Linked DNA regions of Homo sapiens: region 2 is linked to region 1. Evidence: read pairs that join two places in POLR2A ChIA-PET (ENCODE). Cell type or tissue: A673. All regions are shown on one strand. Each heading gives the region's core, and the rest is flanking DNA. Links, peaks and the distances in the headings are about the cores only. Region 1 has its middle 49 kb from the start of FGF14-AS2. Region 2 overlaps FGF14-IT1 (FGF14 intronic transcript 1).

Region 1 (5,380 bases), core at 220-5,219:
CTGAGAGAGTGCTTGATATAATTTCAATTTTCTTAAATTTATTGAGACTTGTTTTGTGGCCTATCACATGGTCTATCTTGGAGAGAGTTCCATGCCTTGTTGAATAGAATGTGTATTCTGCAGTTGTTGGATGAAATGCTCCATATATATCTGTTAAGTCCATTTGTTCAAAGGTATAGTTAGATCCATTGTTTCTTTGTTGACTTTCTGGCTTCATGAGCTGTCTATTGCTGTCAGTGGAGAATTGAAGTCCTCCACTATTATTGTGTTGCTGTCTGTCTCATTTCTTAGGTCCATTAGTAATTGTTTCATAAATTTGGGAGCTCCGGTGTTAGATGTATATATGTTTAGGATTGTGAAATTTTCCTGTTGGATAAGGCCTTTACCATTATATAATGTCCCTCTTTGTCTCTTTTAATGGCTGTTGCTTTAAAGTTTGTTTTGTCTGATATAAGAATAGCTACTCATGCACACTTTGGGTGTCCATTTGCATGAAATGCCTTTTTCCACCCCTTTACTTTAAGTTCGTGTGAGTCCTTATGTGTTAAGTGAGTCTCCTGAAGGCTGCAGATAGTTGATTGGTGAGTTCTTATCCATACTGTGGTTCTGTATCTGTTTGTTGTTGTTGTTGTTGTTTTTTGTTTGTTTTTTTGACAGAGTTTTGCTCTTGTTGCCCAGACTGGAGTGCAATGGTGCGGTCTTGGCTCACTGCAACCTCTGCCTCCCGGGTTCAAGCAATTCTCCTGCTTCAGCCTCCCAAGTAGCTAGGATTACAGGTACCTGCACCATGCCTGGCTAACTTCTATATTTTTAGTAGAGACAGGTTTTCACCATGTGGACCAGGCTAGTCTCGAACTCCTGACCTCAGGTGATCCACCCACCTTGACCTCCCAAAGTGCTGGGATTACAGGCATGAGCCACTGCACCCAGCCGGTTCTGCATCTTTTAAGTGGAGCACTTAGGCCATTTACAATCAATGTTACTATTGAAATGTGAGGTAGGGTTGCATTCATCATGCTCTTTGTTGTTTGGGAATTTTGGATTTTTTTGTTTTTTGTTTTTGCTTTTTAACTTTTAGTTTTGTTTTATAGGTTCTGTGTGATTTATGCTTTATAGAGTTTCTGTTTTGATGTGTTTCCAGGATTTGTTTCAAGATTTAGAGCTCCTTTTAGCAGTTCTTGTAGTGGTGGCTTGATAGTGGTGAATTATTTCTCTCAGTATTTGTTTGAAAACGACTATGTCTTTCCTTTATACATGATACTGAATTTTGCTGAATACAGAATTCTTGGCTGATAATTGTTTTGTTTGAGGAGGCTGAAGATAGGGCCCAATCCCTTCCAGCTTGTAGGGTTTCTGCTGAGAGATCTGCTATTAATCTGATTAGTTTTCCTTTATAGGTTACCTGGTGTTTCTGTTTCACAACTCTTAAGATTCCTTCCTTCGTTTTAACTTTGGATAACCTGATAACAATGTGCCTAGGCGAAGATCTTTTTGCGATGTATTTCCCAGGTGTTCTTTGTGCTTCTTTTATTTGCATGTCTAGGTCTCTAACAAGGCTGGGGAAATTTTCCTCGTTTATTCACCAAATATGTTTTCCAAGCTTTTAGAATTGCCTTCTTCCTCAGGAGCACCGATTGTTCTTAGGTTTGGTCATTTAACATAATCCCAGACTTCTTGGAGGCTTTGTTCATATTTTCTTATTCTTTTTTCTCTGTCTTTGTTGGATTAGGTTAATTCAAAGTCCTTGTCTTCGAGCTCTGAATTTCTTTCTTCTACTTGTTCAATTCTATTGCTGACAGTTTCTAGAGCATTTTGCATTTCTGTAAGTGTGTCCAATGTTTCCTGAAGTTTTGATTGTTTTTTTCTTTAAATTAGCTATTTCCTCAAATATTTCTCCCTTCACTTCTTGTATCATTTTTTGGATTTCCTTGCATTGGGCTTTGCCTTTCTCTGGTGCCTCCCTGATTAGCTTAATAACTAACCTCCTGAATTGTTTTTCAGGTAAATCAGGAAATTCATCTTGGTTTGGATCCATTGCTGGTGAACTAGTGTGATTTTTGGGGGTGTTCAAGAGCTTTGTTTTGTCATATAACAAGGGTTGGTTTTCTGGTTCCTTCTCATTTGGGTAGACTCTGTCAGAGGGAAGTTCTAGGGCTGAAGGCTGTTGTTCAGGTTTTGTTTTGTTTTTTCCCCCACAGAATGTTCCCTTGATGTAGTACTCTCCTCCTTTTCCTATGGATATGGCTTCCTGTCAGCCGAATTGCAATAATTGTTGTCTCTTTTCTGGGTCTAACCACCCAGCGAGTCTACCCGGCTCTGGGCTGGTACTGGGGGTTGTCTGCACAGAGTCCTGTGATTTGAACCGTCTATGGGTCTCTCAGCCGTGGATACCAGTGCCTCTTCTGGTGTAGGTGGCAGAGGATACAATGGACTCTGTGAGGGTCCTTAGCTTTGGTGGTTGAATGCTCTATTTTTGTGCCGATTGGCCTCCTGCCAGGAGGTGGTGCTTTCTAGAGAGCATCAGCTATAGTAGTGTGGAGAGGCACAGATGGTGGGCAGGGCCCTAGAACTCCCAAGATTAAATGCCCTTTGTCTTCTGCTACCAGGGTGGATAGTGAAGGACCATCAGGTGGGGGTAGGGCTAGGCGTGTCTGAGCTCAGACTATCCTTGGGTGGGTCTTGCTGCAGCTGCTGTGGGAGATGGGGGTGAGATTCCCAGGCCACTGGAGTTGTGTACCCAGAAGGATTATGGCTGCCTCTGCTGAGTCATGCACATTGTCAGGGAAATAGGGGAAAGCTGGCAGTCACAGGCCTCACCCAGCTCCCATGCAAAGACATAAGAGCTGGTCTCACTCCCACCATGCCTCCCCCAACAGTCTGCTTCCAGGTGGAGGGCAAAGAAGAGCTTGAAAACTTTCCTGAGGCTTTCCTCCTTCCAGCTGCGAAAGAAAAGGGCTTTAGTTCTTCCCCTTCCTGTGAAGTCTGCATGCCAGATTCGCACTCTCCCCCAAGTTCTGGCCAGGAGGCTTCTTGCCCAGTTCAAATTGTTACAAAGGCCAGCTAAAAACCCCCTGTGGAGTTTTACCCCCTGTTCCTCTGGCCACCCTCCCTATGGATCCCTGTGGTGCCAGGCAGGAATGGGCTGCTTGGGGACCCAGCGAGCTCCCAGGGCCTTTCTGCTGCTTCCTCTACTCCCGTATTTCGCTGGGGTCGGCTCTCTAACTTGACTCAACTCCAGGTAAAGTCAGAAACTTCTCCCACAAACAGACCTTCAGCTTCTCCAGTGGGGGTGTGTTTTCAGGAGAGGAGGGCCTCCCTTTCCCACTTCTGTAGTTGGGGTTACTCATAGTATCTAGGGTGTCTTCGAGGTCCTGCAGGAGCAGTCAGCTTCCTTCAGAGGGTCTGTGGCTCCTCTCAGGATTGCTAGTTTGTTCCTGCAGTTGATCTGGAGCTAAAATTCACATTGCAAGCCTCCACATGCTGCTCTGTCCGGAGCTGCAATCTAGTCCTGCCTCCCATCCGCCACGATCCCTGCAAATCCCCACTAGTACTTCTTAGTTTAAAATTTGTCTTGGCTATATGAGGTTTAAAAAATAAGGTAACCAAATGATTTGTGAATATTCTATTTTATATGCTGTCTTGTTTAGTATGTCAGAATTTATTCTTATTTTTCACTCTTTCCCTAAAGCCTGAAAGAAGGGAAGAACAGGTTCCACATTCTCCCTATGAGACCTACTCATGATATATTCAGTTGTCCGTAATGTCTGACACCAGAAATGTTGGAGGGCTTCTATAGAGAGTTCATTAAAGTAAAGCTATTGAAGATATGTAGAAAGAAAAAAATGTTAATCAGATTAAGTCAATTTAATTATTTAATTTCACTTGTTGAACTGTCAGTATAAAGAAATTTGGGTCTGATATATTAAAGGTTAAGATGAATAGCAACCAGTCTATTTCAAGGAGATCTAATATTTCCATACCAATAGCAGAAGGTAAGGAAGAACTAGGTACTAGGTAACTTGCAGCATTAATCCTTTATTAGAAAATATTTTTCTCCCAAACTACCATTCAGTAATACTAATTTATGTTTATAAATCAATGTGGGTGGTTTCCTTGTTTGATTCAATGAGCCATGTCTTTAAGATTTGACACAGGGAGAAATACTTCCAAATTTTTTCCAGGTAAGTCTTTAATAACAGCAATGATTTGTCTAATTATTCCTCTGGTTTTGAACACAAATTAACAATTTCCCCCTTTTTAGAAATAATAACAAAAACATTTTAACTTTTTCTAGTTAAAAACACAGCAATGAGCATCTTTGCTTATAAAATCATACTACGTGTAAATTATTTTCTTGACAGTGCAATTTCAAGTCAGAAATTAGGATATAGAAAAAAATCCCACAGGAAAAAATAGGTCAAGATTATAGTGAGGTGGGAAAACAAGTAAGAAAAACTCCCAAAACAAGGTGCTATTTTTAAAATCTCATAAAAACAAGAGAAGAGAAAATTTTGTGAGCTTGAAAAAAAGTTAGTAGAGCTAGCTAACCAATCTTTCTTCTAAAATTTGGGAAAATAAAAAGAAGCAATAAAAACATATTGTGATGAATCCCATGCTATAACAAAGAGAAAAGAAGGGGCATGCTGGAAAGACATGTTTAGGAAAAGAAAAAGGAGTGTGTGTGTGTGTGTGTGTGTGTGTGTGCAATTTCTAGCTCTATCCATAAAGAGGTCAAGAAACAATGACCAGCTCACTATGAACACACATTCACAGCATCCAGACTATGGTCTCAAAGATCATTTCTATTTTTTAAAAAGAGGGGTTCTTGGAACATTGATTGTGGACAGGAAGTGTACAAAATGAAACTGGGACATTTTGACATACCAGATAGCATAGAAGCTATAAAAAGCTACTAGGTTTGTGTCAAAAGGACACAAGAGTCAATTCAAAGAGGCTTGTATTCACCAAGGGTAGGATAATTTGAACCTTAATAAAGATACAGATTTCAATGGGTTAAAAACTATCAAATATGTTTAAACTTAAGAGTCTGTAATGACTATCAACAAGAGAATATCAATCTATGTATCCTGCCTTTTCTATATAGCCGCTATCCCTGGGTAATCAAGTAGCAGATGAGCAGAAGTGTCGTTTTACAAAATTATTACAGCCAATAAGTGAAAACAAAATGATAGAATTAAAATATTACCATTTGTAAACTCCTGTGAATTAAAGGGTCCTGAGCATTGAGCATCAAAGGCTGCTAACATCAAGAAAGAGAAAGACATAATGTGCTTCATGATGAATGAACACACCACCACTCTAACCTTGCCAAAGGGATCAAATTGATTCTGATCAAGACTCTGGATCCAGCTGCCAATAT
Region 2 (5,380 bases), core at 70-5,069, 56 kb after region 1:
AGACAGCATGAGCTTCATGTGGTTGTCAGTTCCCTGTATGTCCCAAAATCCTTTCAGGGGCAATGCTGAGTGTCTCAGGTGGATGCTTGCTCACAGCGGATTTGTGTCATTGCTCAGTGGTCTGTAATGCAGCCATATCAGGAAATTCCCAATCTTTTAAGGGGCTTCTAGCAAAGCTGCCTAATCTTTCTCTGCAGGGAGGTGTTATCTTTATTATCCTGGTCAGGAAACAAATCTGTCCTCTAACCTGGAGGGAGGCACCATCTCTAGATGACAAGGTGGTTTGTTATGCAAATATTTTTGCAAGGACAGTCTGGTACAAAAGCTGTTAGAAGATGTGCAGTAATGCCATGAGAAAATTCTCATTTAAATCTATTTCTGCAAGGTAACTCTTTCTTCCTTTTCTATTTCTCTTGGCACTGCCATGCTTACTGCTCTGTTGATGTATTTACTCTTTAGAAAAATAACTGTTATTTGGAAATTATCTTAAAATCGATCATGAAGTTTTGAGAAGGTAGTATACATCCTATATGATAAACTTATCTGCATTTATTAAGTAACTAATATGTGATATGTTAACATTACATGTTAGTTACTGGGGGAGATTTAAAACATTCTATAAAGGTTTGGTCTTTGACCCACAAGTAATAAAACTAAATGTATGGAGAATACTAGATATGAGAAAGAATTCTGCTAGAAAACTCATCGAGGATGAAAGGGGAAGAAGGGGAAGAAGGGGAAATCTTTTAGAGAAGCATGACCTAAGTTGACTCTTGAATGTGTGTTTCTATTGGTAGGAGAGATAAGCATATTCTTGGCAAGAGGAGTAATGTGAATGAAAGTCAAAGGCTGGGATTATTTATGGATAGAGTGAAAGGTACATGATTGGGAGTTATGGGAAGTTAATGGAATCATATTTTAGCGGCTTAGTGAAATCATATTTTGGGGTCCAAAAGCCTTGTAGAGGAATTAGCTGGGATGTGGTGAAAATTAGTGAACTAGAGAACTTTTCCAAAAAGAGAAACGACATGATTGAGAATGGCTCAATTATAATTGGGTTGTATAACTGATTGTGGGGAGGGGCAGTACTAGGAGGAAGGAGGGATTTTTGTACTAAGAAAGCAATAAAATGAAAATGTCCTTCTGTTAGTTCGAAATGGGAAACAGGAGCTTGGATGAAGGGATGGTTCTGGGTATGTAATATGAGCAGGAGAGAAATTGCTCAGTAATTAGGAAGGGATGAATCGAAGGCATACGTTGAGAAATTGTGGGCCAGGAAGGGCATTGCTTTCTTGGAACCTGGAAGGATGCGTGAAACAGAAGGTGTAAATGAGAGACATGGGAGTCAACTGTGGACTGTGGTGCCTCATGGGAAAGTGGCCTCCATCGACTTTTGGAAGTCATAGATGGTTTGTTGAGAATGTGAGATAGGAAATCTAGTTAGCAGGTACATTTATGTTGTTGTTACATGTAGTTGATAGTTGTCTGAGCATACATTATACATCTTTCTATACAATTTGAGCCTACTTTGTAGTTTTAATTTTCTTATGCAATTTGGAGTCACTTTGCTAGCCCTGATGACGTTACTGGCTTTCTAAATAAGGGGAGAATGGCTTTGACTACTTTCTTCAAGATACACTGAACAACTTTGTAGTATTGACATACTCTTCTTAGCAGCATTTTATTTCCCTGCAAAATGATGTTTTCTACATTGAGTACACATGGACACAAAGAAGGGAACAACAGACCCCAGGGACTACTTGAGAGTGGAGAAAGAGAGGAGGATGAGGAGTTGAGGATCAAAAAACTACCTATGGCCTGGGCACGGTGGCTCGTGCCTGTAATCCCAGCACTTTGAGAGGCTGAGGCGTGTGGATCATGAGGTCAAGAGATCGAGACCATCCTGGCCAACGTGGTGAAACCCCGTCTTTACTAAAAATACAAAAATTAGCCGGGCGTGGTAGTATGCGCCTGTAGTCCCAGCTACAGGAGGCTGAGGCAGGAGAATCGCTTGAACCTGGGAGGCAGAGGTTGCAGTGAGCCGAGATTGTGCCACTGCACTCCAGCCTGGCGACAGAGCGAGAGTCCATCTCAAAAAAACCCAAAAACTCTCAAAAAACCAAACAAAAAAAAAACTGCCTAGTGGGTACTATGCTTATTACTTGGATGAGAAAATAATCTGTACACCAAACCCCTGTGATACACTATTTACCTACATAACAAACCTGCACATGCACCCCTGAACCTAAAAGAAAAGTTTAAAAATATAAAAATAAATGATGATGTTTTCTAGTAAAGCCCTGCAACTAAGAAGGACTGAAAATGTCATAGGCTATTTGGATATAAGGACTTTTTTTTTTTAACCAGTTTGGACCATTATTTTTTCTGTAAGAATTCCAGCATGCTGCTGTGGCTCTAGTGTTGATCATATGTTTTAGTAACCTTTATGATCATTGCTTAGAGGAGATACACATTAAGGAACAGTTGGCTAAAAGCACAACTTTTAGAAATAATTTTTGCTTTCCTTACTCTTTTCTGTTATAAAATTTGAATTGTGTTTCAAGGGGTCAGTATCTGGCTCCTGGATGTTTGAATGCTTAAGAATGACACAAAATTTATAAAGTGATATTTTAAGGAAGGTAACTTTTGTGAAAATGAGAGCAACTAAATTCTCAATGGCTATTCAAATTTTATAAAAATGTAACTAATAATGCCTTATTCTCAGCAGTTGCAATTTCTTTGATTTAAAACTAGGATCCTTATTGGAAATCATGGTTTATAAGACTGGTATTTATAGGGCCACAAGCATGATTCATACAAGAAGGGGAAGGGTCCATTTTAGGTGGTGATAGCAGTAGTAGACATACTGTGGTGGGAGCAAATTGGCAGCACAAACCTGAATTCTGTCATTTTAGTGGGTGAGTGAGTAGTGATTTAATCAAACTTTTCGCAAATGAGTGCGAATGCAATAGACAGCTGCACAGTACTAAATCCTGCAGCATTAAATAAACGGTTTGAATTTTGTATGAACATAACTTTGAATGAAAAAGTAAAATGTACACCCTTTCCATGTAGAGGTGCCACTTCGGAGTCACGAACAAATCTGTGTCATATGGAAATGTGCACAGTTTCCTACCCAGCCTCTCTGGTGCCAACTAACTTGTATTTGTGAGAGCCTGAGGAAAGGAAGTCAGGGTCATTCAGTTCACTCTGTGTCTTACAACTTTACTCTCGCTTTTGTTATTGAAAGCAGAAGGAGGCATTATGTCAGCGTATCTTGATAACAGTTTTTGCCTGACTATGCTTTTTCCTTTTAGTGTTACAGTTTTAATGTAAGACAAATCTTTGACCATTTTTTATGTATCCTTTCAAATTTATAATTGGTAGAAATACTTTTAAATATTTTTGTAGGGGCCAGGCGCGATGGCTGACACCTGTAATCCCAGCACTTTGGGAGGCTGAGGCGGGCAGATCACTTGAGGTCAGGGGTTCGAGACCAGCCTGGCAGACATGGCAAACCCCATCTCTACTAAAGATATAAAACTTAGCCTGGCTTGGTGGCACATGCCTATAATCCCAGCCACTTGGGAAGCTGAGGCAGGAGAATCACTTGGACCCAGGAGGCAGAGGTTGCCGTGAGCTGAGATTGCTCCACTGCACTCCAGCCTGGGAGACAGCAAGACTCCGTTTCAAAAAAAAAAAAAAAAAAATTACTGTATATTTTGTTGGGAGCTATTCTTATCTCCCTCCCCTTTAGAATTACAAGAAAATTAAGGAAAATAATAAGAGTTAGTACTGTTAATAAATATGCCAGTGTAAGTTCAAGGAACTTCAAAAATTGTGTAAAAGTGACGTTCGGGTAAAACACATCATATTTATTTCCTAAACGCTATATTACATTATGGCAAAATTGCTGTATTTTAAGCTGCTAAATAGTGAAATACTGCTTTAACACAGTACTTCACAGGTTAAATTTTTGTTTGAGTTTTCCCAATTTGAAAGGCAAATACAAAGCAAGTTGAATGTATTTATGGGTGTGTATGTATGCCAGACATTTAGCTTGGGACAAAATTTTAAGTGTTTGTGCACTTACCCCATCTGTTGGCCATTAGAATCTTTCACCCAAGAGAGCTACTCAGAAAGGATTGATATTAATAGTAATTTGAAGACAGAAATAAATAGCTTAGAAGTGGGTTCAGTACAAAAATAACTTTTTGTGTTTTAAATTTGTGATTTTGAAAATAAAAAATGATATTTCATATCCACATCAGTTCATTTCATGGCTTTCAAGTAGCTTTTGTTGAGATTATTTTAAATTAAAATTTAGATGCTGAGATCTACAGAATAGGATGTAATTGAAGAACAAGACATTTTTAAGTATGTCTGTTTCCTGTATCAGGTTTACTAGTCAGGCATCTTGGTTATTGGTATTTATTCATTGGTACAGTATAACCAGCTATTACTCACTTCTTCTCATAAGTAAGTAAGCCACATAGATAACTTAGAAGTAAGTGTTGGAATCTCCAAATGTGTGGTATATTTAAGTTACATTATAGGTTCTTCTATAGGTTCAGGGTTGTCTGATACCATGATTTTTCTGTATACTAGCAGGTATTAGAAGAAAGGCAGAAAATAAGATGCAAAAGAAAAAATATGTAGTCAGTAAGTCTTTAGGCTATTCAAAACTTCACAGGGAGGAAACGAAAAATGTTCTGAATAATTCTGTTGGCTGCTGTCTCCATATGGTCATTGCAGGAGTTTTAACATATCGTATATCATTGATTTCTATTGTATGTGGTTAGACATACTTGACAATAGTTGCCAATACTTTTACCTTATAGTCTCCTAAGGACTGCTATGACTCTTTCATATCTCCTTATTAATCTTTTATGTAAAAGAACAAAAGGTGAAAATCTCTGGTGTAGGTGCTGTCCTGCATTATTTTTTGTTTATTTTGTTTGTTTGTTTTTAGTTTTCCTTTAGATACTTTGTAAGCAGGGAGGAGATTCAAAGGTTTTGATTCCAAGACTTCCTTAAAAATTAATCAACTTGTGATGACTTTGAGAGCTGATCTCCAAGTTGATCAGAAGCGATGGTTTAATAAAACAGTAAATAAAATATGTAGACTGTGGCATGTATCTGTAAGGGTAACATTTAACAGTTTTTTTTCTGATTAGTATTGTAGGGTACAGTAATATCATAGAGTAATCTTTCATTTTTGTGGCTCTGATGCTATAGGGCTCAAGAGGAGGGCATGGCAGGCTTCCTGCAGGGCATAAAATTCTGACTGACTCACAAAGAATGATTGAGGATTAGTCGGGTAGGAAAGGCACAAGGTAATTGTTCAAGAAAGAGAAAACAGTAAACCTTAAATATTTTT

Evidence for each region. ChIA-PET counts read pairs that join two places held together with the same protein. Peaks named below come from ENCODE experiments on the same cell type or tissue, not always from the same donor. Only the 100,000 strongest peaks of a DNase experiment are listed, where the experiment ranks them.
Region 2: POLR2A ChIA-PET joins it to region 1 with 5 read pairs; 3 of 35 experiments call an interaction of 5 or more read pairs at or near these places.

The regions. Positions count from the first base shown.
Region 1 is chr13:102,440,779-102,446,158 of GRCh38, reverse strand. No RefSeq gene overlaps it. Among named protein-coding and RNA genes, the nearest start is that of FGF14-AS2, 49 kb to the right of the region's middle. In A673, for the core only: no CTCF peak of the experiment used is centred there; no DNase peak of the experiment used is centred there.
Region 2 is chr13:102,384,464-102,389,843 of GRCh38, reverse strand. The region is part of intron 2 of FGF14-IT1 (FGF14 intronic transcript 1); the gene reads left to right. It also overlaps a transcript of FGF14 not described here. Among named protein-coding and RNA genes, the nearest start is that of FGF14-IT1, 7.4 kb to the left of the region's middle. In A673, for the core only: no CTCF peak of the experiment used is centred there; a DNase peak (open chromatin) is centred at 3,163; H3K4me3 peaks cover 759 bases; H3K27ac peaks cover 3,603 bases.